Linked DNA regions of Homo sapiens: region 2 is linked to region 1. The links are chromatin loops, found by intact Hi-C in ENCODE. Cell type or tissue: HepG2. All regions are shown on one strand. Each heading gives the region's core, and the rest is flanking DNA. Links, peaks and the distances in the headings are about the cores only. Region 1 has its middle 110 kb from the start of COL21A1. Region 2 overlaps DST (dystonin).

What was found. Hi-C counts contacts between places; a loop is a spot of excess contacts. Peaks named below come from ENCODE experiments on the same cell type or tissue, not always from the same donor. Only the 100,000 strongest peaks of a DNase experiment are listed, where the experiment ranks them.
Region 2: it touches region 1 in a loop (5-fold over the local background); 5 of 110 quality-filtered maps call a loop at or near these places.

The regions. Positions count from the first base shown.
Region 1 is chr6:56,350,962-56,367,775 of GRCh38, forward strand. It overlaps a transcript of COL21A1 not described here. Among named protein-coding and RNA genes, the nearest start is that of COL21A1, 110 kb to the left of the region's middle. In HepG2, for the core only: a CTCF peak has its summit at 8,454 (motif pointing right); a DNase peak (open chromatin) is centred at 8,470; H3K27me3 peaks cover 407 bases.
Region 2 is chr6:56,474,951-56,491,764 of GRCh38, forward strand. DST (dystonin) reads right to left here. Exons shown (of 104, transcript NM_001374736.1): 86 at 14,540-14,659; 87 at 12,154-12,323; 88 at 10,362-10,521; 89 at 7,733-7,927; 90 at 7,100-7,228; 91 at 2,395-2,538; 92 at 1,199-1,387. Among named protein-coding and RNA genes, the nearest start is that of COL21A1, 240 kb to the left of the region's middle. In HepG2, for the core only: no CTCF peak of the experiment used is centred there; a DNase peak (open chromatin) is centred at 7,801.

The DNA.
Region 1 (16,814 bases), core at 4,960-12,959:
TTGCTGTAGTCAAGCTTTAAATGGCTATGGTGCTGGAGTCTGTCTCTCTAACATTTAGCAAATATTTGCTTCATGCCTACTCTGTGCCCGGCCTTCTGCCATGCATTAGAGACAGAGCCATGACAACTCAGGCATGAAGCTAACAACCTAGCAAGGACTCTAGGCTCTAAGCAAATAATAAGCTGCCCACTTTGATGCAAAGAACCCATGCTTTGTATGACTTTAGCAGCACTGCTAAACTCTCTTTGGGTTCTTGGTTGTATTCTTTGAAGGCCACTGCCAAAGAAAGTGATACACTTAACAAATATTTTTGTAGTGCAATGAACAATGCTGAGAGGGATACAGAAAAGGGGGTCCCCGTTGTGAAAAGAGTACGGGGAGGGGGAATTTCCGTTGTTTCCTTTCTCTTGTCTCTCCCAGCTTCTCCTAAGGGCAGGCCCTGTCACATGTAACTGCACACCAGCACATGAAGCTAAAACTGTTAAGAAAATCCATCTTTCTGGACAGAGAACCAGTAAATGGGGGACCTGGGAGCTAGAGACTATTGCTGAAATCTCAGAGAGGAGAGACTTTGGAGAGGGGAATCCTAAATCTGCATGTGAACCAACCCAAGTCCTGGGATCAGCCCAAGCTGCACATGTGTATAATGCACCCAAAGAAGCAGAGCAAAGGCCTCAAGAACTGAACTGTGCAACATATTCCATGCTCACATCCCAAACTAATCCTGGGTGGCCAGAGGCAGGCCTCTTTGAAGTCTGTACTGACATTGGAACCACTGCTGGAAGAAGGTGAAATAGACCTTGCAGCCTAATGGGGCTGATTGCTTGATAAAACAAAAATAAAACAGACAAACAAAAATCAACATTCTCCAGATGATTTTAACAAGACATAGAGTCTTACAACATGATATGTTAAATGTCAGGGCTGCGACTAGTGTGAGGTAAATGAAGCACTCACTTTGGACACAAAATTTAAAAGATAGGGGGACCAAAAAACTCAGTAATCAATATAAAAGATATTTTAATGGCCAGGTGCAGTTGTACACACCTGTAGTCCCAGCTACTCAGGAGGCTGAGGCAGAAAGATCATTGGAGCTCAGGAGTTCAAGACAGCCTGGGAAACATAGTGAGACCTTATCTCAAAAAAGAAAACATATTTTACTGCATTATTTTTTTAAAATCAAAATTGATGCAAAAAATCCATGATGAACAAAATATCACAATTTTAAATAAGGGCAGGATCACTATGAATTATTTTTCCTTTTTCCTCAGGCTCCATTATGGCTCAGCACAGCACTGTTACTAATCCTGAAAGCCAGAACATAAGGGAGGCCCATGGTGTAGTCCACATAGTCGGTCTTGTGGACAAGTGGGAGAAGAATGGAGAGTAAATCTAGAGTGGCAAAGGAAGGTTTCCAGAACACCCAGAAAGACTCATGGTTCCCAGGTACCAAGTATCAAAAAGTCAAATAGGTGTATGTCAGAAAATGGAGATCGGCTGGAACAGTTAAACTCCCTGGCTCCACGCAGCAAAACACCAGAGCTCCCAGGGAATCTGAATTCAGAGAATGCAACTAAGGAAAAAAAAAAGAAAAAATGCAGTTGAAGAAGGGGAGATTAAATGAAAATTTGTATAGTAAATCATGAGACAGTCACAAGCAAACTGTAATCGCCTTCCTTCCTCCATTAAGTATACTAGCAGACAACTATTCAACTCTGACCTGCCTCCTATCCTCACTAGTATAATGGAGAATTTATTTTAGGAAGAACTCAAGAGTCTTACAGAAAAGATCTTCAGGCCAGGTGCAGTGGTTCACACCTGTAATCCCAGCACTTTGGGAGGCCAAGGCGGGCAAATCAGCTGAGGTCAGGAGTTTGAGATCAGCCTGGGCCAACATGGCAAAACCCTATCTCTACTAAAAATACAAAAATTAGCTGGGCGTGGTGGCGCAAGTCTGTAGTCCCTGCTACTCGGGAGGCTGAGGCAGGAGAATCACTTGAATCGGGGAAGTGGAGGTTGCAGTGAGCCGAAATCGACCACTGCACTCCATCCTGGGCCACAGAGCGAGACTCTGTTTCAAAGAAAAAAAAAGAAGAAGAAAAGATCTTCAGATCGTGACTCTAGTGGTTTTAAAACATGCCTACAAATTATTTGGAATTTATCCCATCATGAAGTGGAGTTCAATTTTGCTCCCTATGAACATGGGCTGGCTTTAGTAGCTCACTTCTACTGACTACAGTGCTATATAGAAAGTGATGTTGCATGATTTCTGAAGCTAGATAAGAAGAGGCCATTCCTACAGCTTCTGTCCACCTTAAGACACATGCTTTTGGAACCCTGAGCTACCATGTAAAAAGTCTACCTATTCCACAGCTGCCAGACTGGAGAGACCACAGAGAGACAGAGATATGCCTGAAGAACCCCACCACTTCCAGCTTCCAGCTATTTGAGTCTTCCTGGCCCAGGAGCCAGAAGCTTCCAGAAGCTTCTGTGAGGTCAGAAGCCTCCAGATGACCCAGTCCCAGACATTCCTACAGCAACCACATGAGAGACCCTGAATGGGAACCAGCTTAGCTTAGTTCATTCAACCCTTGGCATCATGCGAGATAATAAAAACTAGTGTTGTCTTATAACACTAAGCCTGGAGTGGTTTATTATGAATCAATTAGGTAAAACTTGGCTCTTCATCCAGTCATCCAATAGTTGTTTCCATATGGCTGTTTAGCCCTAATATCAAAATGTGAATAACCAGTTAGAAATTACCTAAGAATGCCAATAGAATAAAAGACAAAGACCAAAATCATCAGGAAAAACAAAAACAAAAAGGACAAACAAAACAAACATGCTACAGGGAACAGAAGAATACTTAAACATAAAGCTGAGAAAATCAACAAAAAGTAGAACAAAAAAAATTAAAACATGAGAAATACAAGAGAACATAATTTTTAAATTTAAATATCACACTCTACCCCATAGATATGTATAATTATTATGTGTCAATTAAAAACAAAATATAAAACATAATTTAAATGCTTTTAAAAGATTTTTGAAAGTAGGGAATCTGTCCAAGAGGTGTGACATCTGATAACAGAGAATGAACTATTGCTACACTCAAGAACATGGATGAATTTCACAAATATAAAGTTGAGTAAAAGAAACCAGACATTAAAAAGAACAAACTGTGTGATCTCATTTACATAAAGTCAAAAACAGGCAAAATGAATCTGTGGGGCTAAAAGTCAGGTGGTGGTTATCTTTGAAGGGATAATGACCAGAAAGGGCAAACAGTGTGTTGGTAATAAAACCTGTCTCTTGATATAGTTGTTATACAGGTGTGGTTGTCCCATGCATATTCCAGCTATACTTTCATAAATTGTGCTTTTTTGAATATATGCTATATTTCAATTAAAAATGTATCTTAAAAATTAAAGGAGAAAATCAACCCATGCATTTATATTGCTAGGTAAAACTAATGACAAAAAGAGTAGCCATTTTAGAAATAAAATCATAAAGCTGCTGAAATTAGAAAAACAAACAAACAAAAAAAGACACAGGAGCTGACATGACTAGATTCCCATTGGCCACAGATAGAAGAATTTAACTTGAGCATTAATGATAATAAAAATAATAAATACAATGGCTGGGCATGGCGGCTCATGCCTGTAATCCCAGCACTTTGGAAGGCCAAAGTGGGAGGACTACTTGAGTCCAGGAGTTTGAGACCAGCCTGGGCAACATGGCAAGATCCCGACTCAAAAAATGGTGTGGTATGGTGGTGCATGCCTGCAGCCCCATCTACTGCGAGGAGGATCTCTTGATCCTGGGAGGTCAAGTCTGCAGTGAACTGTGATCGCACCACTGCACTCAACCTGGGTGATGGAGTGAGACTTTCACAAATAAATAAATGAGATGATATATACAATGGAAGAAAACATATCCAACAAGTTCAAGTCTATGAAAAAAAGTAATCCTCATTGGTCACCATTGGACAGTAATAAAAAGTTCAACTTACTATTTTAAGAAAATAATTGGGCCTTTATCCTGCCATTCCTATACAAATTAAACCTCAGAGGGACTTAAGAATTGACTCAGGGGGTTCTCGTTGTAGATTATACTGGCTAATTAACTAAGAAGGAATGATAGGATTGGAATATCACCACTTTGCAATCTCTAATGAAGTATAGGTAAATGGTTACTAATATCACAAAAAGAGACAGTCATTACAAAGCTTAAGATAGAAGTACTGACACCCGCTATGGAATAGTGCTGCCAAGGGGATTGAATATGAATCTGATCATACTTCTAAATGTAACTGCCAATTTCTAGAAACACAGTGGACAGAGAAGTTCATTAATCAGCACCACACCATGGGGGTGCAATCAACAAGATTCAGACTGTGGGAAACACAAGAGCACAAATAACCAGTTTTTCAGTGAGGAAATTACAAGGAAAAAAAAGGGAGAGACGGGGTGGGGGGTAAACCTGTAGATTAAAAAGAGACCTAAGAGGTCTATCAACCAATTGTAACACATAAACCTTATTTGAATCCTGCCTCCAAAAAACCTGTAAATTATAAATGGATGAATGGATAAATTTTAAAAATCATAAAAATGTAAACATTGCTGGATATTTCACGTTATTAAGGAAATAGTGCTCATTTTTAAGGTATGATAATGGTATTGTGATTTTTAAGAGTCCTGTCTTTCAGAAACAAGTTTTTGTAGATAAAATTTCTCCAGGGGCTTGGGAAGGATGGAGGAAGCATGTAGTGATATGAATGATGCAGGATAAACCATGAGTTGAGGGTTGTTGGAGCCAGCTGATGGATCCAAAGATATTCTTATACTATTCTCTATTCTTGTTGGCAATTCCCTGTAACAATATAAAGACCTTTTCTCATCTTGTATGTTGCAATTTAAAAGAAAAAGAACTCATTACTCTCCTAAACATATATGCCCTCAACTGAGGCTCTGCCATCAAACTGAAGCTCCCAAAAAAGTGGAAGACTAGGATGCAGAAGCTGAGGAGGAAATGGATTCGGACCTTGCTGAAGCTGGGTTTTTCAATATTTCCTGAGATTCTTTATTTTGCCTAAGCTAGTTCTAATTAAATTTCTGTCATTCATTTGTAACCAATGTAATGTATTCAAGCACAATGCCAGTTTCTAAGGACATAATAGAGACCAAGAACAGAATAATGAGTTCTGTGAAGGCAGTGAGCATAGGATGCCAGGCAGCTCATGGAAGAGGCACCCAAAAGGCTTTCCAGAAGAGATGCTATTTTGTAGGAGCTGAAGTACTATAAGGGGCTAGACTGAGATGTCTCAATCTCAGCACTATTGACATTTTGGGCCTGATCATTCCTGGTTGGGGGCGGGGACAGAGAGGCAGTGATTGTCCTGTGAACTGCGACATATTTAGCAACATCCTTGGCCTCTACCCACTATATGTCAGGGGTACTCACTCCCCTCTGCCCCCCAAAGAGACAAAAAGATATTACTTCTACCCAATGTCTTCACATTAAAAACAGAGGGCTGAGTTGCATGAAATGTGGCCAACATAAAATAATGACTGCCTTATGGAATAACAACATGATTTTCTCATAAAAGGTATCCTTTGTGGCCAGATGGTGACAACTTGCAGGCAGCTTAAATTCCTTAGGCAGTTCCTTGGCACACGCCTGGGAAAATTTGTTGACACATTCTTGTTTCGATAGGATGAATCTCTTAGCCACCATTTCCTGCTGTGAAGCACTTCTCTCTGAAGAAGCTTTTGGATCTTTGCTGAAAATAATTAAAATTTCTCCATGGAGGAGCCCTGCTGCCCAATTACAAAAATAACATCAAAAGTTCAGTCTCCACAATACTGAAGCAATCACAGCAGCTTCGATGATTTTGGTACAGGAGACAATGAAAAAAATGTTATGAAATGCATCTCTATTTGTTTTTCAGAAATCAAAACTAGAGGTCAGTTACATTTTATCAGTACTTTTACACATTCTTCAGTATTCTGTGCATTTTTTTTCTGGGCCCACTAAAGACAATATATATCATAAATTTACTTCTTTGTAAATAGGATACATACCTAATACCAGGTCCCATGAACTGAAACAATCACTCCTCATTTCTTCTAATTGCTTAGAAAGGACTAACTCAAAGCAACCATTCCTCTTGCAAAGTCTGTTCTCTGTATTCTTAAATCTTCCTTTAGTGCTATAGTTTCACTGAATAATCCGTAAATTAGAGAAAACAGTATCTACCTCACAAGGTTATAATGGAAATTAAAGAGTACCACATCATACTTCACTGATTCAAAAAATTATGTCTCCCCATGTCTGACATCTCCAAAATGGAAGTGTATCTTACAATCTACAGCATCTTACAATTGCCATCCGTAAGAGTGTAGCTGCATGTAGCTATCATCGCCTGTCCATGCACAAACTCGCTAACACTGGTAGCATGACTGGAACTCAACTTCCAGTGGAGGTGAAAGAAATACACAAGACACTACACAATGTGTGAAAGTACGCATAAAATGTAAGTGGGCTCTGATTGTGATTTCTGAAAAACAAATAAAGATGAATTCCATAACATTTTTCACCACATCCTGTACCAAAATCATCAAAGCTGCCATGATTGCTTCAGGATTGTGGAGATTGATCTGTTGATGTTATTTTTGTAATTGGGCAGCAGGGCTCTGCCACGGAGAAATTTTAATTATCTTCAGCAATGACAGAAAACAATAACAAAGTTCTCAGAACCATTTGAGAAAGGAGTTTGGGTCCTGGTTATTCTCTGGAAACCTTCTGCTGACACCTCAAGAATGCTTCACGGCATGCCAAGCCTTGCAGAAGAGGTATCAGTGGCATGGGAGATAATAGGCATCTTCTAAAAAATGCTGTGCTACCCACAGAAGACAATACTGGTAGTGAAACAAGAACCTCAACAATTCTGAGTCAGAGTGATTCAGTGAAGATAGACTGAATGCAAAAAACGTTTAGAAATACCTCAATTTCTTCGTACTTACCTTTTTATACATGCACAAGAGTGATATCTGATAAAAGAATCAATGTCTAGCTAAGCCTAATACAGCTCTTTCAATATATATACAATGACATTCTATGTGATATTAAATCATTTAGCAATATTTCAGTTGCACTTTTTTTCTAAGGGGTATATAAAATGATGATGTGTCACTTTTGATACGGTTTTAGGTTTCAGGGAATGCAATATAGAGAAGGCCAAGTGCAGTGGCTCACACCTAGTCCATTCTCAACGAGATGTAGATGTTCTTGCTGTTGTTGTTAGGACTTTTTAGTTGCCAAATCTGATTGAATCAAATCAAGCAACATTTGAAGATAATCTGAAATTTTAATATGTAAAAAAAAAACCCCAAACCAAGTTTGAGACAGACGATGTTATATTACAATTTGAACATAAATGTCCTCTCTAAACAATTGATTTCACGTCTGAATTTGAATCTTCAAACGATGATTGCAAAGTGTAATTTGATTTATATCTTCCCTTCTCCTCTTTCCCTAGATCTCTTGTCTACATGGTAAAATTCAACAGCCTAAGGAGGCAGAAAGAGAAAGAAAAATAGAAATTAAAACAACTCCAACCCACTGGTATACACAATCCATAATTCAATTCTGTATGTTTTTAAGCTTCTAGCAGTTTTGATTAAATCTTGCTGGAATTTAAATTGTATCAGAAGAAAAGTTTAGCATTAAAATATGGAATTCTACCAAACATGTCCCCAAGTCAGGAGAGATACTCAAAGAATATAAATTAAAGAAGAAAGAAAAAAGCCTAAAATCTCCAAATATTCTGGAAAAGTCACATTTATTAATATTTTAAATTGCATGAAAATGCACGTTATGGTCAAATGGATAAATAGAGCTATAGGAATATGTGTAGAAGTTTTGTCTTATCCAACAGTATAATGTGGTGTATTTTCCCTTCCCAATGGTTAAAAAAAAAATTCCATTCAACAGATGTTTGGTTAAAGCTTGGCAATTTTTCTATTTTATCAATGTCACATTTTCTATCTATAATATATTGAATAATTTTTCTCAAAACTTTCATAGAATTTAGTAAGTATTTAAACTGACTATAATTCACTTCTAAAATATAATTTCATTGTCTAAAAGTTATCATAAAATACATCAGATCATTCCACACCAAAATTACTCTGTGGAAGAATTTTTCTGATAATATTTTCTGAAAACAATTTCAAATATATGATAATTATATACTTATCCAGTAACCTTAACAAGAATGCTTCAAGTTAGACTGACACGGGATTACGATTTCCTGGAACTCTGCACCAGTCACTGGGCCCCGTGGGCTCTGTTTTGTCTCCTATAGTTTGGGGATTGGAACAGATTTCCAAGGCCCCTTCAAAATGAACTATGACTAAAACACCGTCTGTGTTGTTCAGATGATTACCCACCAGAGGGCACCAAAGCACCTCACAATACCTTTCTTCAACTCAGTTCCCTGAATCAGATCATGGAAGTAGGTGGGGGTTGGTTGGTTTGGGTTTTTTTCTGTTTATGTCCTGTAATTCGTTATTACATTAATAAAGTCACATTTCAAACCTGAAAATATGAGGCAATCGGACATCTGTTATTGATTATTCTAAAGGAGACATTTCTGAGCACATGCACAAATTTATCTTTACGAGTAATGTACCCATTTTTCAGTCATGCTTAAGATTGATATATTAATGGAGGATGGAAGATAAAGACTTCCAGTCTTGACCAAGTAGTGCATTAAATTAAACTCAGTGGTTTTGGCAGAGAGATCCTTTGCAAGATTGATGTTCTATTATGTGAGTCTGAAAAGCAAGACAAAGGAGAATTGCTGGAGTCTCTGAAGTCCTATCCGTGTCCTAGATCGAAGGAAATGAAACATATTCCTTAATCTAATTTGTGATCTTCCTTCTGCAAAGAGTCATTGCAAACTGTGGAATAATAAACTAGCAAGATATGATGTGCTCAAAACATCACTGAATAATCGTATTTGCACTGCAAATAATCACATAAATGAACATTTCTATTGACCTAAAAAGAATGACAGAGAGAGGTTTTGAAGCACTGATTCTTTTTCACAGGATTTTAAATCATTCTCCTGGAATTGGAAGTCCTTGAAGATACAATGGTGATGAGAAAGCAGAAGGCTTAGACTACTAAAAGTGACAGGGGAGTGGAGGGAGGGTCGTGTCACATCTACCACCGAATAGGTTGAGCACATAAAGAGAGTAAAGCCAGTTGCATTGTGCCATGGCATCTGTTCGACTTCACACTGATGTGATGTGGACCACTTTGAAGGTTACAATAGCAGAATTCAAAATTGCAAAGTCAGGGAGAACAGATGCTAGACTCAGGGATGTGCATGATACTGAGATTATTGCAAACCCGATGAAAGACATGAACAGGCCCTTTTATTAAATATGAGAAGAGTCTAAGCCATAATAAACACTGTGAACCTGAGGACTCAGAGTGATGATGTGGTGGCAAGAGTTAACAGAAATAGAAACCAAAATGGAAGGGGATGGAATAATGCAATAGCAACAGGTAAAAACGTTTTTGCAAAAAGTTGCCAGCATGAATTTAAAAAGGCATTGAAAAGATTTAAAACCAAAATCGTGTAGGTTGACAACACCAAATACATACGGTATCTTTCCAGGGCACCATCCCTAAAATAAGTGGAAATGTATCTAAATAACAGAAATATGATTCTATAAGTCTCAGGTAGAAAGGATGCTGGAATTATTATCAGCAACAACCCTCACCTTTTTTCTTATTTGTATTTTTAGATCTAAGAATATTGGATTTAAATATTAACCAAATAGGCTGGGCGCAGTGGCTCATGCCTGTAATCACAGCACTTTGGGAGGCCAAGGTGGGCAGATCACCTGAAGTCAGGAGTTCAAGACCAGTCTGGCCATCATGGGGAAACTCCGTCTCTACTAAAAATACGAAAATAAGCCAGGTTGTGGTGACGCGTGCCTGTAATCCCAGCTACTTAGGAGGCTGAGAATCGCTCAAACCTGGGAGGTGGAGGTTGCAGTGAGCCAAGATTGCGCCACTGCACTCCAGCCTTAGTGACAGAGCAAGACTCCGTCTCAATCAATCAATCAATCAATATTAACCAAATAAAGGGCATAAGACAGCAAGTCAGAGACTTTCGGGTTTTATGATTTGCTTGTTCTGTGGTTGGGAGAGGTAACTCAAGTTTGTTGACTCTCAGTTCTCTACACTGTAAAACGAGGATGAGACTAAACTACATCCTCAAAAGCAGAGCCAGTGGGATGTCCGTCTCCTGAGTTTCTTCCATGTCATGCTCCGTCTCATAAAAGAATAACCAGGGTATTCAGTGATCATGATTTTGTTTGCAGGTTGCACAACTATTTGCTTAATTTTATTTTTAATATTATAAACATTATTGGAAAACAAGCCTAAAGTTGGAAATAACCTAAATGCTCAGTGACAAAGGATTATTTTTCATCCTTATAATCCATTCAGTGGACTATCAGGTACCTGTTTGAAATGATGTAGAAGATTATCCAGTGGCTTAAGGAAAACACTTGGTTACTACAGGAAGATAAAGAAGCTCCAAATCAGAATAACTACAATTTTGGTTTTAAAAATAATGGCACCAAAATGGTAATAATAGGAAACTCTGGTTGGCAGAATTATTTTAAATTAGGAACGAAAGATCCAAGCATAAAAAAAAATCAAAAAGTCAAAGCAGTTATCTCTGTGGGGTTATGAGTGATGGCTGCGTATGTGCGTGTGCGTGTGTGTGTGTGGTGTGTGTGTGTGTGTTCTTTTCTACAACATAAACAACACAAAGGCAACCAATATCTCTTTAAGTAGCATTTCTACTGAAGCCTGTGTAAGGAAGCACAGCTCAAAGTGTCCATGGTTCATCCACAAGGATATCAAGCATTGTTTTCAAACAGACGTAACCTTTTCCTTTGGCTCTCTGGCTGTTTGGCCTTCCATCAGGAACAGTCACCTTCCTGGTCACTAAGAGGATATGAATCAGGTCTCCAGGTTAACTGAACACAATGAGCGCTTGCCCCTGGAAACCCTTGCCCAATCCACCCCCGACCCGTCCACCATCTCCTACTACCACAGGGGCACCCTGAAATTGCCAGATGACAAACCATTGACAAGTAGCAAGTTCAGCCAAGCTAGAGAGATACTAGCAGTATAGCAAGTGAAAAAAATTATATAAAGTATGATCTCATTTATTATATTTTAAATGTATAATCGTGTCTGAAGAAAACTCACTAAAATGTTAACCATGGTTATCTCTGTGTGGTGGGACTATGAGTGCCTTAAGTTTTCTTATTTTTGCTTAGCTCTATTTTCTAAATTTTCTACAATAAGTATGTATTATTTTTTAATTTTAAATAAAATAAGTAATTTTGCCAATTTGATCAAGCCAATAATTTGGGATCCCTGATTTATAAATAGACCAGTAGGTAAAGGACTCAATGGTTTAAAATATTGAGACTTTTACTAAATTTGTTCAAATACATTTTACTAAATTTACTCAAAGTAGCAGTGGCCCCATGTTTAAGAAACGCTGATTTTGGCTCTCCCTCTGACATCTCCTTCTCGGCCTTTCCTTCAAAGATATGCTCCTCCCCCAGTCCACTTACCATGAAGACACCTCTCTCTACTTTCCACACGGGCACAACCCCTCTCATTCCTGAATTCCTGCCAGCATTTATACACAGTCTGCCTGGATCAGCCCTCCCCACTCCCACCACCTCTACCACCTAGGCCCCTCTGTTAAGAACCTCAGCAGCCTTCTCTTGTTGCTGTGCAAGTCCCTAGCTGTTTGTGTGTTTGATCCCAGGTCCCGGGCCGGTGCGTATTTGAAAACTTTATTAATTCTTCCACTTGGCAGCAAACCCTACCCCCCACGCCCACATTGCCCCTTATATTTCCAGGGCTTATCACAATGATGCCTTTCTCCCACCTTCTTTGCAACATCTCTGCCCTGAATCTCCATCAGGGCCAGGCACTACCAAAAGCCAGAAGAGACAATCAGTAACTTCTTTGGGGCATTCTTCCTAGAAACATGAATGTTTGACATCTGTTATGCACAGCCTTCAAAATGAGTGTCCTACATATGTGCCCAAGAAATGGAGAGACAAATTGTCCTCTCTAAACTCATAAACGAATGCATGATTTTGGAGAGCAAAGCTCACTTCCTAGCCTTCTGGGAACCAGGCTTAGGCCTCGTTCTCCTAAGTGTCTCAGACAGCAGAAGCAGCAGGTCATATACACGTAATAAGTATCATGTGTATGGAGCTTTTTATTTGCAGTGATTGCACACTTATCGTCTATTTTAATCTGCACAGCCCTGTGAGGTATGTTTTCATATCTTCATTTTTCTGATCTGAAAACTGAGGCTTACAGAGGTTAAGTCACTCAGCAGAGGCCACACCACTAGGAAATGATAGAATGAGACTTGAATCCAGGTCTTTGGACTCATTTAGGTGGTCCTGTTGTGCCACAGATCACTGTGGGAGCCATTTTGAGGTCAGTCACCCTGTGGCATTACCAGGTGATTGTGTGTTTCAGAAGATTTGCTTCATCCAGAGATAAGTGAAGTTCCTAGGAGGGGCCATCAGGACTGAGAGGGAGGTATTGGGTAATATTTGTCCATTTAAACTCACCTTGGACATTTGGGGTGAGGAGATCTTATACTGAACAGGTCTGTCCTGTGTGTTTCAGGAAGCTTAGCATCACTGCTCTCTGCCTGATAAAATCTGACTGGACAACCCAAAATACCCCCCGACACATTCCCAAACAACCCCCAAGGGGACTGTGCCTTCCTTGGAAGAGAACTACTTCAGAAATCTGAGAACCTCTGATTTAAAAGCAAGAATGCCTATATTGCTAATAGGTGACAAGTCAGAACAAAAATTAGATCAATGGGCAGGTAATTACTGGGACAGACAGACCTGGACAAACTCAGAGTTTGCACTGGACAGCAAATTTGATGGCTGACATAATCAGCAAGCGTTCAATAGGTTGGAAAGCTGCCAAGATAAGTGCATTATGAGCACAATGAGTGTTGTGTGATTTCATTAGAATAGAAAAAACAAATATCTACATCTTTGACGGAGTGTGTGCCTCTCCCAGTTGTCCCTTGAGTTGCTGCTGATGAGCTCTTTAGTGCCCCAGCCCCTCATTAATGTTAAATTCTTTGTAATTGGCAGAGGGAACCATCGAGACAGTACTAATGGATCCTGGCAGAAGTAGCAGTGTCAGGTGCTGTAAATGAGAAAACCTAGGCGGCGACCTTTCAGAAAAGAGGCAGGCAAAAATTAAAACCCTCAATGATTCCTCTACCTCCATGGAAACAAACAGTTTCTTTGACTAGCACACAATGCTTTTTCACAGATATTATCTTCAAGGGCCATTTTCTCCTGGATGCTGTTAACAGATGAATAAGGTTTCCCATTTGTCTAGAAGAGAGGATTGTGTGCTAGACCCTTTGGGGAGACCCTCTCCCATAAATCCAACTTATCTCCATCCATAGCAAACCATCTGAATGGCACAGGCAGCTGGTGAAAGGGGCTTTGTGCTATGCTGCTTTTCCCATCACAAGCCTTGCCTGGTTCTCAGACAGCTGAGCTTGGTGCCCTTCATTTTATCTTGCCTGGCTTTAGGGCAACAATTTACTTCTCCCTCAGTAAAGACTACAAAGAGCAGCTATGATTTTTTTCTACCCAATTTGCTAGATGTTATCTCTCTCTGTAAAGAGCCCAGGAAAAAAAAAAAAAAAAGATTCAGAAATTTAAGCAGTCTATTTTCTCACACAGAGGACACAGTCTCTTTTACCACAGCTATTATTGGGCACCATTTAAGGCTTATACAAGAAGGATTATATGAGTTTCAAGAAAGTATTTTGGTTCCATTTTTGTTTCTGAGTCACTGGTGAGTTGAATACTCTATGAACTCTGTGAGCATGTGTAAAATCCTTTCCCCAAGAGACGACTCTGGGATGCTCATGTTATTGCCCCAGAACTTTGCTTCATACATAACATGTCCAGGAAACATACTTCTTGGGGTTCCTAACATGGATTAAGGCAACCCCTTTAATCTCAGGAATCCTAAACCACCAGGAATCAAATTTATCAGGAATAAAAACAATTACAGCTCACCACAAACCTCTCCCCCACATTTTCAAATCTCTATTAATCTTAAATAGCTATCTACACTTGACCAAAATGACTCACAGGAATAAATCATCTTATCCTCTGTATTGTCGAATATTCCCCCACATAAAAGCTTGCATAATGGATTATTTCCTAAACTGAGGACTAGAATTCTTCTACTCCCCTAATGGCTAGACAAGGAAGAAAAGCAGACCTGTGTACCTTTCAACTTCTTCTTGATTCTAAGTTCAGCACTAACTTATATGCTGCAAAGAATAGTTTAATATAAATAATTTTCTGGTATAATCCTACCCTTACCATTTAACTTCTTGGTTCTTGAATCTTTTTTTTCGTGGTTTTGCTATTTTATTGCTTAGGATGTCTTAATGTAAGCTGCCTCCCCTCCCCTTTAGCTATAGGTAGGACATAAATTCAGTGTTTATAATTTTCTAAAATATTCCTGTCTCAATTCTATTCCCAATAGTCTAATGCACTAAAGTTACCAGGCCTCCCAAAGTTATAAAACTGTGGGTTCCAATGTGGTAATAAAATGCTCCCACCATTCTTATATGTCAATGCCTCACAGACTGGGAGGGTGGTGAGTGGGTATGACATCGAGCAGTTTCATTGACCTGATGGGTTTAACTCTGAATCTTTACACCATGTATAACAACCACTTCTTTCCAAGCCTGTTTTCCTTTCACTATAGCCCCTTATAGATTAAGATGCCACCTCAGTATATGGAAGGATTTTTTTAGGACTGCAAGAAGAATTCTAATCCCTAAAAAAGAATAAAAAGACAACCTTTCTTCCTGGCTTTTTTGGAAAACCCAAATGTCACAATTAGAAATGCAATCTTTGACTTAGAGATTTGTCTTACTTGAAAATTCAAGGAAAAGGTTAATGCAAATGTGTCTCTCACCTTATAGCATTTACCCTTGTATGTTATGGAGTTTACTGGATTCCTTTTCTGCAATTAGATTTGATAGAGGGAAAGAGATAAAAAGGATGTAGACACTGAAGCCACAGCAGGAGGGAACGTGCAAAAAAGAACTAAAAGGTGAGACAGTCTCGCTCAACATACAAAACCCTGATTACAACACAGCCTCGCCAAGTCTGAGCCTGAGCAGTGCTCTCCCTCCTCCCATAACAACCCTCTCTGCAAGTCAGAGATCACTGGTCTTATACTAGGACTGACTTTTAGCTTTGACAGCCAAGTACCGCAGCAGGAAAATCTGACGAGTGTCTGGTTGGGATCATGTCAATTCTCAGAAGCTGAGAATCAGGAGTAAGAATGGGCTACTCCCATTTGAAAATAAATATGTTTTTTAGAATGCAGAAAAAATCCCAATGTACAACTAAGTAGTGCCAAAAAAGCAACTAGCTGGGAGGAAGATGTCATGTAAAGTCATATTTCTCTCTTCTCTTGCAAGCAATAGATCTTGTGGAGCTCTGCCCCCTCTGTCAGGTTACAAAGGGAGCATTCTCTACTCTTGAGGCCCTGTGGCAGGAGCAATTAGGTTGATGGGATTTGGTCTGAACTGCAGGCCAACACCTCTCAAAAGGATAAATTCAAGTTTCTTCCAGATGAGTGTTTCCACACTTCCACGAGTGGAAAACTGTTTCACAGCAAGAAAAACAGCACAACACTTTTAGCAACTATTGCAGCAATAGTTTGTAAGATGGTTTCATTCCCATTGGGCCAGTTTGCGTGCTTAGCAGAACTGTTCAACCATGTAAGTATAACTGTACTTCTAAGATTTTAGGGTGTCCTTTGTACTATTAAAAACACATCCGTCTAAACCTTACCTCAATTTACTTAACAAAAAATATAATCTTTTCAGAGTTAGACCTTTACTAGAATGGTAAATATTTTAAGACTATGTAAGGTCTCTGTGATCTTACAAATAAATACAAGTTTTAATGGCTCATCAGAAACATGTTAATTTAGTAGCTTTTCCATTTTAGTTAAAATCAACTTTAAAATATTTAGAATTGATTTAAAATGCCATTATTCACTGATTACTGTTCATATATAATATATGGGAAATCACTTTCAAATGCTGATTGTTGTTTACACAATAGCCTCTCCCTTCCTCCTGGCTGGTAGAATCTCAATACTCTTTGCTTGCATGTTCACGCCTTCCCTATGTGATCCAAGTCTAAACTGATTGGTCTGAACCAACTACAGTCAGTTTATTTCCTTTGCCAGTGATTAGTCTGGGAGTGGGCAATTGGTTTAGATCTGGCCAATGACCTGTGAAGGACAGTCTTCTGAAGACTACTAGAAAAAATTTCCTCCCTCTCAAGAGAAACAAGAGAAAACACTCCCACTCTTCTACAGTATAATTTTGTGTCTACAAAGGACGCTTTGAGACAATAAGGGGAGATAACCAATCCCTCTCAGACCCTGAGAATGGCAGAGCAGCAGAAAGTAGGAACCTAAATGACCAAGCCAATGAATTCATCTTCTCTGGAACATTAACCTCTGAATTCCTTGTTATGTAAGTTAGTAAATATCCTCATTGTTTAAGCTAATTCATCTAGTTTTCTATTACTTGGAACTGAGACAATTTTTTGTTTTTTTGTATTTCTTTGTCACCCAGGCTGGAGTGCAGTGGA
Region 2 (16,814 bases), core at 4,707-12,706, 120 kb after region 1:
CCTGCCTCTCAAAAAAAAAAAAAAAAAAAAAAAAAAGATGGCTCTTTGATATATTATGACATAATACATCCACATTTAATGTGGACATATCAAAATATTCATAAATAGGCTATTCCAAGGGTGGTAAAAACTATTTGGGTTAAAGTATACTACCATTGTATTTAAAAGGTTTAACTATCTTGCCACTGCTTATCTCATCTCCTTGGGCTTATTATTATTATTTACTAGGTATCCCTCTATTTGGAATATGCAGCAAAGGCTGTGGAAAGGCAGAGACTGTGAAAAGTGATGGGGAAAAGGAGACCCAGACAAAAGGGAAAAGTGAAGTAACACCTTTCTGGAATATTTGTCACACTGAAGAACTCTAATACCTCTGATCACAGGAAACATGACCTGGTACACTTAGAGCCATTATAGACATTGATGTCTTATTAGGCTTTTAAAACACACACACACACACACACACACACACACACACACACACAAAATAATGGCAACATTAATTGCTTAACCAACTGAGCTAACACTTAATATTTCTCTTTGTAAATGCATATTAAACAAACTGTGAGCAATCAAGTAAATCAAAGTGAGTGTGACACCCATCATTTGAGTTTAAAACAAGAAGGATATATAGGAAGGCTGCTTTTCCTAAGAAAGACAACACGTTCCCTTTTTCATATGATGTATTTCAAGTGATGACAGTCATCTTCACAGACATAAAAATGCAGAGCAATCAAACCTTGTTTGATTAATGCAATGTGAACATAATGCATCCACATTTAATGTGGATACCTTAATGTGGGTACCTTGTACCCACTGAAGCCAGGGAGGTGGAGGTGGGTGAGATCACCAAAAGAGGGAACAGAGTGAGAGAAATAGAGAGCTGAGGATAACACCTAAGGAGTAAGGAGAGCTGACATTTAGAAGGCAAAAGGGAGGGCAGGAGTGAACGTGAGACAATACCACGAGTGTAACCCCACAGAGGACAAAGAAGGAAAGTTTTGCAAAGGTCACAGAGGGTTCCTGTAAAGAGAGGTTTTAGGGCAGTTGCAGAGTTGGAAACACAGTTGTAAGGAGCTGAGGAGTCTGAAGAAGTGAAAATAACGAGAACAAAGCAATGTTTTGAGAAGTACAGCAGTGAAAGAAAGAAAATATCTGAGATAATGGTTAACAGGAGTTAGGATTATATTTATTTTACCTGGTGTTCTGCAATGAGTGCTTTCACCTCTTCGATCTCCTGGGGGATGACTTCTTTATCCTTATCAGTAAGTGTAGTTTCAGCCCATTGCAACCAAGCCAGCAAAGCTTCCAACAATTCCTGTTTGGCAATAAGCCCAGCCAGAGCACTTGCTAATCTCTGCTGATGTTGCTTTGCCCAGGCCAGCACCTGTCAGAGAAACAGAAATTTCTCTGAATTTCCTCCAACTTAGTAAAATAATTGCAGTGATGTAAAATAAATAAATTTTAAATGAAAATTAGGATCATCCTGAGCTAGACCCATAATGCTTCTGGTCTTTTTAGATTCCATTAGTGGCATCAAGATCTGGCTTGAGGAGGACATGAGAGCCCACGATGATGTTCATCATCTTCAGAATTTAAAGATGCATGTCAATCACTCAGGCTTCCTTTTGCTTTCTAATTTGAGTTCAAATATGCATTCTCTGAAGGATCAGGTAAGCTTACTCCATGTGGCACAGAGTAGAAATGTAAAAAGCTAAGATACTGGCAGGGCGTGGTGGCTCACGCCTGTAATCCCAGCACTTTGGGAGGCCGAGGTGGGCGGATCACGAGGTCAGTTCAAGATCAGCCTGACCAACCTGGTGAAACCATCTCTACTAAAAATACAAAAAAATTAGCTGGGCATGGTGGCACGCGCCTGTAATCCCAGCTACTCGGGAGGCTGAGGCAGAGGAACTGCTTGAACCTAGGAGGCAGAGGTTGCAGTGAGCCGAGATCCAGCTACTGCACTCCAGCCTGGGCAATAAATCGAGACTCCGTCAAAAGAAAGAAAAAAAAAAGCTAAGATATTAAATACAGAATTAATTCACTTTATGTATACCAATTCACTCCACCAGTATATACTGCTCCGAAACACCATCCAACTGCTGGATTATTCAACAGAAACAATGTGGAAGGAGGCCAAAATGTTATACAGTGTACTAAATATTTGCCTTCTAATTTTCCAGGGACATAGCTGCAAAATTTCTTTGAGCTTTTAAAGAAAAGTGAATTGCAGAGATTGTAATGCATACAAGAAGCGTATTTAAAAGAACGTTTTCTATGTAGAGGTCTCATTTTCCCATGGCCATAAGTGCATCTTAATTCCTGAAATTTCCCACACCCCTCAACTCTCAAAGCTATTGCTACTCTGAAGATTATCTGAGACACACTGACCTCCTCAAACCTCGCCCGGATGATTGTTATCCAGTGCTTAATGGTAGTGATGGAGTCGGGGTGGCAGATAGCCAAAACGGTGTCGCCCATAGTGGTGGCTTTATTTAGTTCAGCTCTCTTTTCTTCCAGTTTCTTCATGAATTCCTACAGCAGAAACAAAGACTTCAATTAACTGTTGGCATTGGCTGAAAACAAAACTCTGGTGGCATTTGTTTGACTGCCAGAATTAAACAAATAAACAAAAACTTCAATTGGTTTATTCACAGTGAAAATCATCTACTAATTGGGGAGGAAAAGGGGACAAAATAGAAAACAAAGTACTTTCTAACATGTACTTCAAAATACAAGTACAGTCATCCCTTGGAATCCAAGGGGAGTTGGTTCCAGGATACCGTGCATAATAAAATCCAATGATGCTCAAGTCCCTGATATAAAATGATGTAGTATTTGCATATGACCTAAGTACATCCTCCCCATATGCTTCATATCATCTCTAGATTACTAATAATACCTAATACAATGTAAATTGTTGTAAATAGTTGTTATACTGTATTGTTTAGGTAATAATGACAAGGAAAAAAGTATGTATATCTTCAGTACAGATGCAACCATCCATTTTATTTTTGAATATTTTTAACCATTTTATTTTTGAATATCTGGATACAGAGGGCCAACTTTATAGGATATTTCATGCTTCAAAAACTGTATTATACAAAAAAATAACTCTCCCAAATTTAGATATAATTATGTTATTAATGGAGAATAGCATTGGGAGAGACAGTATTGCTAGAGATAGAAACAATACTGATTGACCAAAAATAAGTTCTAACAAATAAGGTAAGGAGGTTAATATTTAAAATAGCATTAACTATGCCAGGAAATATGGCAGCATGAATAAAAAAGTACAAAGTAGAGAGAAGCCTGGGTAAGGAAAGATAAATGTTTGGGGGTATGGGAGAGAGGGCCCAAAGTGTCTATGCAGTAAAAAGTGAAGGGGAGGTTGGAAGAGTGAGCCTGACAGCAGGTCAGCCCATGTGAGAACTGTCCCTTTAAAATGCCAGTAAGAGCCACTCTCCTCTGTTCTGGCAGTTCTAGCCAGTCTCTGCCAGCAAGCGGAATGAACAAAGCCTTGACATCCTCAAGGATGATCTTTCAAATAAATGTTTTACAAATGTCTCACATACTTAATTGTACTTTCTACCATCAGAACTATATCCATAGATAAGACAGATCATAGAACTCTGAAAATGTGATTACAAAATGAGAATCTTTGCCCTTAAAAATGTGACACGCTTCCAAAATCTCATATAGAATGTTAGAGATCTGCAAACACCCCAGTCTCTCTGGACCCCTGCACCAAGAGCGATTACTTGATTACACAATGAGTGCCAGAGGCCGCAGAGATCGATGATGCCCATGCTACTCACACTATGTGAACAGGGGTGTTCACTTTGAAATATAGGTGTTTTACTATACAAGAAAACCTAAAAAAACTCTTCTGGACATCGGCCTAGGCAAAGAATTTATGACAAAGATCCCAAAAGCAAATGTGACAAAAACAAATATAGACAAATGGGACTTAATTAAATAAAAAAGCTTCTGCACAACAAAAGATAGAATCAACAGAGTAAACAGTTAACCTACAGAATGGGAGAAAATATTTGCAAATCATGCCTCTGAAAAAAGACTAATATCCAGAATCTGCAAGGAACTCAAACAACTCAACAAGAAAACAACAAACAACTCCATTGAAAACTGGGAAAAACACATGAACAGACATTTCTCAAAAGAAGAAATACAAGCATACAAGCAGCCAACAAACACATGAAAAATGCTCAACATCACTAATTATCAGAGATACACAAATTAAAGCCACCCTGAGATATCATATTACACAAGTCAGGATGACTATTACTAAAAAGTGAAAAAACAACAAATGATGTGGATGCTGAGAAAAGGGCGTGCTTATACACTGTTGGTGGGAATATAAATTAGTTCGATGCCTATGAAAAACAGTATGAAAATATTTCAAAAAACTAAAATTAGAACTACCATTTGACCCAGCAATTCCACTACTCGGTATCTACCCAAAGGAAAAGAAATCATTATATCAAAAAGACAACAGCACTCATATGTTCATTCCAGCACTATTCACAATACCAAAGTCATAGAACCAATATAAGTGTCCATCAACAGTTGATTGGATTAAAAAAAAATGTGGTACATATATACCATGGAATACTATGCAGCCATAAAAAAGAATGAAATCATGTACTTTGCAGCAACATGCATAGAGCTGGAAGGCATTACCCTAAGTGAAGTAACTCAAACAGAAAATCAAATATCACACGTTCTCATGTATAAATGGGAGCCAAACAATGGGCGCACATGGACATAAAGATGGAAATAATAGACACTGAAGACTCCAAAAAGCACGGAGGATCACAGGGGCCTGAGAGTTGAAACATTACCTATTGGGTACCGTGTTTAACATTTGGATGACTGGTATAAAACAAGTCCAGTCCCTACTATTACTCAATATACTCATATAGCAAACGTGTACATGTACTCTCTGAATTTAAATTTATATGATATGTTTATATGTTTTATTCTAATTTAAGTGGCCTTTTGTCTTTAACCTCTGTGAAGCAGCTCTGTGACATACCTCCTACTCTGGCATTTTGCTATGTTAGACTGTTCGGTCCACAAGATTAAAAGACTGTGTTTTATTCATTTTTGTGTTCCCGGTAGTTGGTTCAAAAGAGTTGTGATTTACTGAATAAATGCTTTTTAGACCTTTTATTTACAAGTTTACTATAATGGAGTCAACGTTCAATTGACAGCACACTCTGATAACACCTACTTTTTAAATATCATAACTTAAATTATCATTTTCCCAATACAGGATCCTCCTAAATGAAAAAAATTTAAAACTCCAACATTATAAGGAAGAGAAAAAAATAGGTTAATCTAACATCTGTGTTTCCCCTGGAGAACAGCTGATACAAATAATGTACTTTCAATCACTTCTACACCTAGAGGAGCCAAGGTTATACCTAGAATTTGGTGGACTGGACTGTCAACATTCCACTGAATTCTATGCCCTTCCAACCTAGTCTGAACCTTACCTTACTGGTTTGTTCTCATGTGGGAAAGCTTGCCATTTTTAGAAACTGGATATGCTAAGAAGTCTCCAGTTCTGGTGTTAAGAAATTAAATATTCTGTTTTTCTTTGAATGGTGAATGGTGAATGTATGAAGGGAAGCAGAGGAGATGGAAAAGAATGAATAGTGTTACTGCAAAATATTATTAAGAAATGTTTTATAAAATTACAGGTAATTTTATGCTATTTAAAAATAATTTGTTGTAAAAACCACTACCCCTGCTCTGGATACGTGCCTTCTGGAGGTTTCCTGGTCCTGGTGTGAGAGTGGTGATACCACAAATAGGCTCCTTTCTGTAGGGTGTTAGATATGCACAATGGGCTTTAAGTGGTGTCCAGCAAATATTTATTGCTACTCTGAGACCCAAACCTAAGTATGTTAATGGAACTCAATGCTGGCTGATGGTAAGCCCACAGTAATATAATATAAACTACATTTTCAAAATATTGAACTGACTCAAAAATTTATAATACATTTGATGTAACTGTCTTCTTCTTATATTCTAGCTTCAAATTTAAACGGTGTATATAATATATAGCATTTCATTCTTCCAGAAAATGCTATGCAAGCTTGTACCACTTTTTAAATGACATGGCAATATTTCATCGCTATAGATTCAGCAACCCATCTTTGATAGAGGGTGTTAATTAACATAACAAGTCTCCACACATGATGTAATCCATGCTACACTAGAATTAATGATGTATTTCCAGCCTGACTTCAAAAGACAAAATTATTTACTGGTGTTTAAAAGATCCTTTAAAGTTAATAGGAAATGCTGACATCAACACTACATTGAGCGTTACCATTTCAAATTCTTGACTTTTTGAGTCAAAGGTTAAAAAACATTTGTTAAGAGATATTTGGATTACTCTCTGAAGGGTTTTGGCAAGTTTCATGCATTGCCGCAGGAAAGATCTTGATTTGAAAACTCAATAGCCAGATTTAGACTTGGTTAGTTATTCAATAGAATATTGGCTTATGAAATTCATTTTTAAAGTTTTTAATGTATACTATAGGTTTCTTCTAAAAAGGATTTAAAAGGCTCTTGATTAAAAACAGAAGCAGCAGAGGCTTAAAAATAGATTCAAAGATGAGTTATTAAATTACCTGTGTGTCTTGTTTACAAAGGGCAAAATTACTAATTTACAATCCTACGGGTATAATTTTATAAATGCCAAACTGCTCGTTAAAGAGGTTTTATTTTTGAAATCCACATGATAACTGCAACAATCTTGACCAATTTTGGTCAAAAGCCAAAAAGCCTAGATAAATCAATATGCTTCCTTGAGATAGGAAACAGAGTAACTACCTTCCCTGAAAAGGAAACATCAAAAGACAGGTACACATACATGTGTGTGGGTGCATGGGGACATACATATGTAAGCAATGTGGACAGAAGTACACTCTCAAATGTATCAGGTGTTTAAGTATTTCTCAGGAAGGAAAATATTCATGCAGTTGATATTTGTAATCCCGAGTCTATTTTCCCTGCTTTGATTTTCTAATTTAGCTTTACATAGCATTTATATATTACTCACTTTATGCTGATCAATGAGAGTCCGGAGAGCATCCTCATCATCTGGGAGGACACCATGGAAACGCAGGGTTTGCTCCGCCTCAGCCAGCCACTCCAAGAGGGCATGTACCACCGAGTGGAATTCCTCTGCCTAAGAGTTCACACACACACACACCCCAAACAAAATTCCCAAATATGCCTGTTAGCACAATTTACAAAACTGTATAGTGGATTCATCCCTTCAATGAAAAAAAAAAAGTTTTAAATTTAATTGCTTCATTACTCCCATTAAGAAGATAGAGATACACATATTTTACAAGAAAACACTTAATATATTAAAAAAAAAGCCTATATGAAGAAAAATTTACCACTTTAACAACTTGATTTTAGATGAATGGCAGTCCATCATACTTCCAAGCTGAGACATTACTCACGCAGCACTTGTATGTGAAGATTAGAATGCCTCCCTCTAGCAGTAATTTAAATTCATGAGGGAGGGTGGGAGAAGGATCAAGGCAATGTTGCTATTAGAATTTCCTTCTTCAGACTGTCCTGATTGAGACACGAGGGCCTCACAATTTTTTACTAGAATAGTTCTTGTTGAGGTTTCAATACTTTTCCCATTACACCCAGCTCTCATTTACATGGTTTTTACCTGACGCAGGGCTGCTTCTAACCGTGTTTGCTTTGATATAGAAAGTGCACACACGGTCTCCCAGCGTGTGCTTAATTCCTGCATCTGGACCTTGACCCAGGAGGAGTCATCCCGACTGCCTTCTATGAGTTCTCGGGCTGAGCGCTTCAGGGCCTGCACACTGCTGGTCCTCTTCCCCAACTCTTTTTGGAAGGCCTAAGAAGACCATATTTTGAAAAATTAATTTTAATTACAAAACCAAAACAGCAACACATACTGTTTGAGATATATATGTGCACATAACATCATGTAAAGATATCTAAGACCTACAGTTTAATAACCATATTTCTGGCAGCATCTTCAGAAGATAAATGACACACTGCTCCTATTTGAGCACCATCAAGAAGAGTCTTGTATAAATTTGTTCAGTCCTGTCACATTCTCATGAGAAAACAAGATAAGATTATCTTATTTTAAAATGACATATTGGATTTAAATAATGGCAGCCAGCCTTCATTATTTCAATTTCATAAAACAATGCAACAAATTCCTTTTCTTAATGATTCTTTAATATGGTGTCCCAATTTCTCTCAAATCACTAGTGTGAATGTCAAGTGGATGCTGGCTTTGGCACTACTCTAAGAGATGTATCTAAGAACCTAACAGAGGACTAAGCAATCTTGATGTGTGTACCACGGATGTCTTAGAGATAATGGCAGGGAATTCCATAGGAAGTTGGCAGATGGTCTTTTATTCCTATAACACTCCTTGGTCTTTCATAATATCTTAGGTACTAACTCATAATGTCAAATTTTAGAGGCTTAAATCCTTGTCTTTCACCTTAGAGGAAAAGCTTCTGGGTTTGCTTTTTTTTTTTTTTTTTTTTTTTTTTTTTTCCTGCCTAATTTTGACAAACTGATGTGCCAGGAATTAAATTCATTTATTTTGGCCACAGACTGATCTAAGAAGTGAGCCCAGAGCTCTTTATTTTTGATCCAAGAGTCTGTGTATGCAACTAGATCTTTCAAACATTAATAACCAACATTCTGTCACAATAAAATTAATGTGTTTTTAAAAAAATCATCATAAATGAATATTACCATTTGGCCATATCTATAGGTTTCTATTCTGATACTCAGATCATTCACAAAAGTGAGCCTATCACAAAAGTGATTATTTGACTGATTCAACTCTAACAGTTAAAATGAGATGTGCCTGCAGAAAGACACAAACACACACGTATACACCAATACACACATTCACACACACACAAGCACACATGCAAATGGTACAGTATCTAAATATCCCATTTATGATAGGACTAGTCCAATAGTTTTCAGAAGACTTTCCAAAGCATTTTTACATACTTGAACTTCTTGAGCCTTCCAGTTGTATTACTAATGCTAAATGATTAATTCATTCTTGATGACCTTTAATATATAAAAGATCTGGCAATTACCTAGAGTAGTAAATATTTAGACAGTGAGTTTACAGAAATGGCATTTATGTAAAAAGTAACATTACGCTATTCATTACTCATTGAATAAATGCCAGGAAATAGAGAAGTTTGTATTAACCATACACAAAACATTTATTTCAATATAAGCAAAGCCATGTGATTTTTAAATTTTTAACTTTTGTAGACTTGACCAATGTTCTTTATTTATTCTTTTATTTTATTTTAATTTAGTTTGTTTCACTTTTCAGGTGTAACAAACTCTCTTATGGGTATAATGATAGAATAGAAAGAAAAAAGGAAAAATAAATATGTAATAAGACTTTTAAAAAGAATGGTAAGATCAAAATAGCATAACCAATATAAAGAGAACATTATAAATGGAATAAGTTTTCTGAACTCAGATACTAGAGAGAAGAAATACAAGATGAATTTAAGTAGAGTGATGTAAGACATTTTTATATAAAGTCAACTCCAATACAACTATTCTACATTAGTACTATGCTTCATATTGTTTCCAAGGCTAAGTTGCTTTATATCATTTGGTCATTATTTTGGACCTTACACTTAGTTGGACACCTTGAATATTACCTTTGATTTACATGACATGACAGTTTTACATGCATATCAGGAGATTTCAAGGAAGCCAGTTTTCTCGAAGTAAATAATAATCAAATCCCTTATAGCATAAGCTGCTGACTCATAAACTGCTATAATTCAAGGGGCAAGGTTAAAACAGTTTTGGTTCGGTATTTTTAAAAGCAGTTGGTCATGACCACCATGGGTCATGTCACAAATCTACATACTTATGCAATGACTTAGTGTCAGGTCACTGAATGAATGATTTTAAATTTTATTACATAATTGTTTAAGTGCATAACTAAAGATAGTAAAACATTCTTGAAATCTGTTTTAAAGCACCAGAGAATGAAATCACTTTCCAAGTTCTAAAAAGGTTTTAGATCTGGTAATTAAAAGCAAAAGTATTTCACTGACACTAAATAATACTTCCCCATCACTTTTAAAGTTTGCTTCCAGGTTCTGCTCAAACGGACACATATTTCAACAATAAAGACTGTTATGTAGTATGATCTATAGTCTTCTGATTTTAAAAGGCTAATTTAAATGGTTTACATTTCCTGTACACTCAGAATAATCAAACAAGATAAAATAAAATGTCCCAGATAACAATACCTTGTGATTATCGATCAGATTCATCACCAAATCAATGTCTCCATGAACAGGCTGGTCTTCTGCCAGCTGGGGTTCAACTCTATATAACCAATCAATGAGAGCCTGTAGGGCATCTGTGAATTGTCCAGAAAATAACAGGGCTTCCTCCAATTTGTTTTGTCTAGGGAAAAAGGTAGAAAAATTGATCCTTGCAACAAAAAACGTCACTCATATATCTGAACATCTAAAATTAATTGATGAAGGTTGAGTGGTACTCAAGGGGAAGAGCAGTATGTTGGTATTCATTGTTGTTTCTTTGCTCTTCTTAGGAAAAAGACAAAACTTTTCTAAACTTTCTTTCTTATTCCTTAAATACATGGCATCTGTTCCAGGAAAATTCCCACCTTTGGAAACCATGGACCCTTCATGTTTCTTCATAAAAATAAGCCTTTTAAACTGTTTAAATATTTTTAAAATTTTGTTTTAGATTATCAGGCAGTAAACTTGACATTTTTTGGTATACACTTCTATACATTTTAACACATGTATAGATTCACGTAATCATCACCACAATCAAGATCCAGAACAGTTCAACCATCCCAAAAATCTTCCTCGTGCTGTCTCTTTATAGACACGCCCTGCCCCCGCCTTCAAACCCCTAGCATTCATTGATCCGTTTGTCAGGACTTTATTTTTTTGTCTTTTCAAAAATCTTGTAAATAAAACCATGCATACAACACTGGAAAAGGTATGTAACATGCTGTGGCTGAGGAATTTAAGATTTTTTCAAGGGCCAGGCGCAGTGGCTCACGCCTGTAATCCCAGCACTTTGGGAGGCCGAGGCGGGCGGATCACGAGGTCAGGAGATCGAGACCATCCCGGCTAAAACGGTGAAACCCCGTCTCTACTAAAAATACAAAAAATTAGCCGGGCGTAGTGGCGGACGCCTGTGGTCCCAGCTGCTTGGGAGGCTGAGGCAGGAGAATGGCGTGAACCCGGGAGGCAGAGCTCGCAGTGAGCCGAGATCCCGCCACTGCACTCCAGCCTGGGTGACAGAGCGAGACTCCGTCTCAAAAAAAAAAAAAAAAAAAAAAAAAGGATTTTTTCAAAACTAACATGACAAAAACTTACTGTGAGTTCCCCAGAACTGAATATAATCTATTTAATCTTGATACTGACAAAAATCATTAAGATTAAGGATCAGCGGGAAAATTTGGAAACATGTACAATATATTTGAACTCTACTACTATTGTACTCAATTAAATACTTAAAATTTTTGAAATATGTCTTGGGTTTTCATGGAAATGTAATGAGAAAGAGGGAGATCAGAAAGGGGTAGATGGAGTTGGAAAGAAATGCTGGGGCCAGATCAGTGGTACCTTGCACGTCACATTAAGAAGCCTGTGTTTCAATGCATGCCCAGTAGTAAGTCACCAAAGGGTGTGAAGGAGGGGAATGACAAGATTCCATTTACATTTTTAAAAGACTATCCAGTAGTTATGTAGAAATTAAGTCAAAGAAGTGATAAAAGTGGACATGGGAAGACGAGTCAGAAGCAGTGGGTGTAGTCAAGTCTGAGATGGCAGAAGCTTGGACAATGATATCACTTTTTATTGTAATGAGTAGTTAAAAATTAATGAACAGCAAAGACTTCTCAATGCAAGTGCTATGTGTGTGGGATACTTAGGACAAGCAGAAGTTCCTCAGGCAAAGGAAATATTTAAGGTTCCCGAAATGTCCCCGCAAAGCACCATTACTGTGTATTTGAAAGAGGTCTACAGAGTAACCAAACTGTCTTAAAGAACATTTTACCTTTCCACAGATTTTCCACATATGGTATCCCATTTGTCTCTGAGTTCACTCAGCATGTCATCCAGTTTCAGGTTGTCATCAGCCAGGGAGGTTTTCTCCTTCAGAGAACGTCCAGTCCTGTTGGTGGTGTCGTAGACAGAATGCTTGGCTCCGAGTGATTTCTGAAACTCCTAAATATTTAACAAGAAAAAAATGCGAATTTCTTCTTGGGACTAATAAACAGGTAAGAGGCATTAACAGAGGCATCCCTAATAAATGGAGATGAATTATAGATGCTTTCTGACTTATAATGACTTGACTTAGGATTTTTTGACTTTACCATGGTACGAAAGCCATAGGGATTCAGTAGAAACCATACTTCAGTCACCTATTCAATAAAGTACCTAAGATATTCAACACTTTATTATAGAAACAGGTTTTGGGTTAGATGATCTTGTCCTATTGTAAGCTAATGTTAGGTGTATTAAATGCATTTTTTATTTACCGTATTTTCAACTTACAGAGGGTTTATGGGGATAAAAACCCATCGTAAGTTGAGGAGCATCTGTATAGTCTTTCTACACAACTCAATCATAAGCTTTTATAGAGCAGGGACATTGTCTTTGTAGGCCTCTCATTATCATCTTACACCTAGTAGATGTTTATAAATATTCAATAGGAAGAGTAGAAAGAATGAGATAACTGTTACTGAATATACAATAGCAGGAATGAGAACAAAGAAAGGTCAACTTAATGGGAAGCTTACAAACTCACAAAATATAATGGAAACATTAATACAGTGATTCTCAATCCTTGTAGCAAATTAAAATTACCCTAGATAGTAAAATGCTATGCAAATGTACACTTTTCTAAAATAATCTCAAGGTTATAATTACCTAAGAAGTTTTTACGGCCTTTAAAAGCTACATACTTTAAAGTGTTTTAATATGACTAAATTATTTAATTTGTCATGGGTAATAGGCAACTACATCTGGAAATTTCTAAGTAATAGACAACACAATTACAATCACATTATTTCTACAGTTATCCATAAATTTTTTTTCATATTATGCTAAACAGAATGCCAGTGTTATAGAATCATGGTATTGACAGAGATTTTCTTCACAAAGCAGATATACAAAAAATGTTATGGTTGAATACAGGTCACTGTTGCCAAATAGAGACTTTAAAAAGGTAGATATTCTTATTTATAGGACTCTCTAACTTTAATATGTAATATACTTTCATAAGACTACACGATACAACATCCACATTCAAGTTCAAATAAAGCATTCTGTTTTGAGAAGGAAGCTCTCATTTCGCCATCAGAGGGGAAGGAAGGAAGGTGCTGTTCACTGTCACTGTGCTCCCAATATTGAATGTGGCAGCTCACAGGCAAAGGGTGCCAGCAGAGCAAGCCATTCATTAGCCCTCATCTGGCCAGGGAACAGATGCTCAATATGTTTCCTCCCATCCCTCTAATCATGACCTCCTAAGGTTAGACCCACTGATGGAAGCAGCCAACCTATGTGAAGATGATGGCCAGGATTTCCTCCTGATGATGACAAATTTTATATCACCCCAATTTTTCCAGCCTTTAAAAATTATGTTTCAAGCGATAATTTATATGTACGTGCCTAAAATTGTAAAACCCTTTGCAAGAATCACTCTCCTTTTACCCACATCCTCATCCTGATGGCTGGTGGGGTCAACTTTATAAATAGAATTACATAAAAATCCAAATTCAAAAGAGCTGGGGAGGGTGGGAGGGAATGCTCTTTGAATGTCATGTGGAAGATATAAAATATGATAGGCATAGAAAAGGTAGAAAATATTTAAAAAACAATGTTTCTACATGCTTTTCTAGTCTATATAAACATGTCTTTGGGTACCTTTGAGGTTGGGTGGAATTTTATACGTGCACAAACACAATAAAATATTAATTTACAATTTAGGTACAAGCATCCAATTTTTCTCACTCTATTGTTTAAAAGAATCCATACCGCAAAATATCTATTACTTTTTACTACAGAATTACCTTCAAGGTGCTATTTTGTCTGTCAAAGAAAGTACAGGAAAAGACAGCTATCATGAAAAACTGAAATGCCAATGTTTAAAACCACTACAAATCCTTTATATGTTTTAGATTGTAGAGGATTTCCATTTTTATTTTGTATGTTTTTCTTTTTAACAATTAACCTGGGAATCATTAGTGAAATGGTCACTGAAGAGTGAAGATATTGCAACATAAGCAACATGAAGAGCAATAGCTTTTAAATTTAATACAGGTTCACACTGGACCTACATTTTTTCTTTAGTGATGAATAAACACGTGATGAAGTAAGGATTTTAAAGTGATCTTGAACTATATAATGAGACAATATGCTCTTCTTAATTATGGACCCACCTTATGTTGTGCAAGTTGTGTTTTTATTTTGTCTGGATCATTTGCGATTTCCAGTTCAGAATCCAAAGACTTTTCTGACTCTTCTAGCCACTCCATAAGTTTACTCCAAGCTTCATGGAACTAGAAAGAAATTCACACCTTTGTCTGAAAATTTTTCAAGCATATTATACTTGAGATCTAGCACAGTTTTAAGACAGAGATTAATAGTGATGAAAATCCTGAAAATTATTATTTCAAAATTTCCACTGAAGAAGAAAAAAGTAATGCTTTCATCAGCAAATTACAAAAAAAGTCTTGATAATGCTTAGCATTTGTGGCTGTGCCCCACTGTCACTTTGTTTTAATTCATTCAACATATCAGCTCTAAAAGAGCCTAGAAAAAAGTTAGGAAGCTACAGAAAGAACTTCTTCCTTATACTTTCTTCTTGTTCAATAATTAACATAAACTCTCAGAAAATGTTTTGTATTTTTGTTGTTGCTGTTGTTTACTGCTGTCTGTTGACAGATCTGGGTTTACTTCTAGGGAATTTAATCCCTATGTTAAGAAAGAGGAACAAAAATGGGGAGGGGTAAGTATAAAGCTTGTAAATTGATTTTTTAAAGTAGCAAAAACAAAAAAGAGGCCATTGCATTCCTATTTAATGCAAAGATAGTTCAACATCTTTATTGCTGCTATCAATATCCTCAAATCAATGCCTGTGCCTCACATATTGGTTTTATATGACTGAGCAGCCACAATATTTGGGTTCTAACACAATGTTATTCTCTTTGGCATCTATAACCTTGCAAACATTCTGGTACTATATATATTTGATTTTGAGCACAGTTTCTTTTCGGTTTGTCATCAAGAACCAGCAGGTACTATTTTCTGATACAATTGTGAAATTGGTTATAAATTATTTGTCACAATAAGCTTAAGTGAACAGATACCTAACAAAAAATTTAGTAATCAAAATTAAATCTATTGTATACCAAAGCACATGAATAATGAAATAACAACAAGATATTTAACAATAAGAGCAGAGTAAGGACACAGACTCACAAAACTGTAAGGGCTCTCTGGAGATCATCTCATTACAAACCTTCATATCCCTCTCACAACTTTAATCAATTAAAACATGGAAAAATGGAAACTAGAATAGACACATGAATTGTGAAAGTCAGAGAAGTATGATCAATATCTGAGCCAAAAACTGAGATATTAGAAGAAGAAGAAATAAATAGTAGAAACAGCTAGTCAAGGTGTTAGGTAGTTTGACTCCAAATAATACAGGCTATAACAGTTGGATGGTAAGGTCAATGATACAAACGCACAAGTTCTGAGGCTGGTTCTGCTTTCAAAACTATTTTTAAGCCATATAAATAGAGGAAATGCTATACATTTGCACTAAAAACAGTAGCAAATATTTATAAAGTTAATTAGACAAAATGAGAAAATAAAATTGATTAAATCGAGAAAGGAGGAAAAAGATGAGCAACTGGCTACTGATATCCAAGAAACATTTATAAACTGATGTTCATAACTCAAGAAATGCCGGCACTACACATGTTATTGCACCACATAATGTGGAGAGAAAACTGTCAGGCTGAGAATTAATACTGTCTTAAAGAAACATTAGAGATGGAGTATATCCCAGTGACTCATTTGTAACACTGAACATTTCACACCTCCCATTCAAAATGGGGTCTATGGTGTGTAATGCTATAACAATGCAATTTGTCATTTCTCAAGCCTTCAAACATTTGTACTGTTAGCATTAAACATTGAAACACCTGACTCCCGTGACATCTTTTTGCATCACCCAACTGAGCTTAACTCCTCAAAACAATGGGGTACAACACTAAGGCTAGAAAATTGCAGCTGACTGAGGCAAAAAGTAATTGTAAAATCCTCCTACAATATTACACTAAATTTCTAGTAAAAATCAAATGTTTAAAAATATATATATTTGTCAAGCGAGGTAGGTACACCTCTCTCTTCCATGGAGTACAAAGACACACAGAGATGCATAACTTTACCTCTTTGTGTTTAGTCTAGAATGGAATGTTAACAACAGGTAAAGGGAGTAAGGAGAGGAGAGTTCTCTGTGAAATTTGTGAAAATCTCTAGATTAAAATTTTAAAGTGGCCCCAAAAGATTCAAAAAAATTAATTTCAAAGTGAGATGGAGCTCTATTATCTGCTCAAAATATTAGAGAAGAAATGAAGGTCTGTCAACAAGTGTTCAAAGAGGTGGGGAGTGCCGACCAACTCAGACAGAGAATATGCCCCTTCA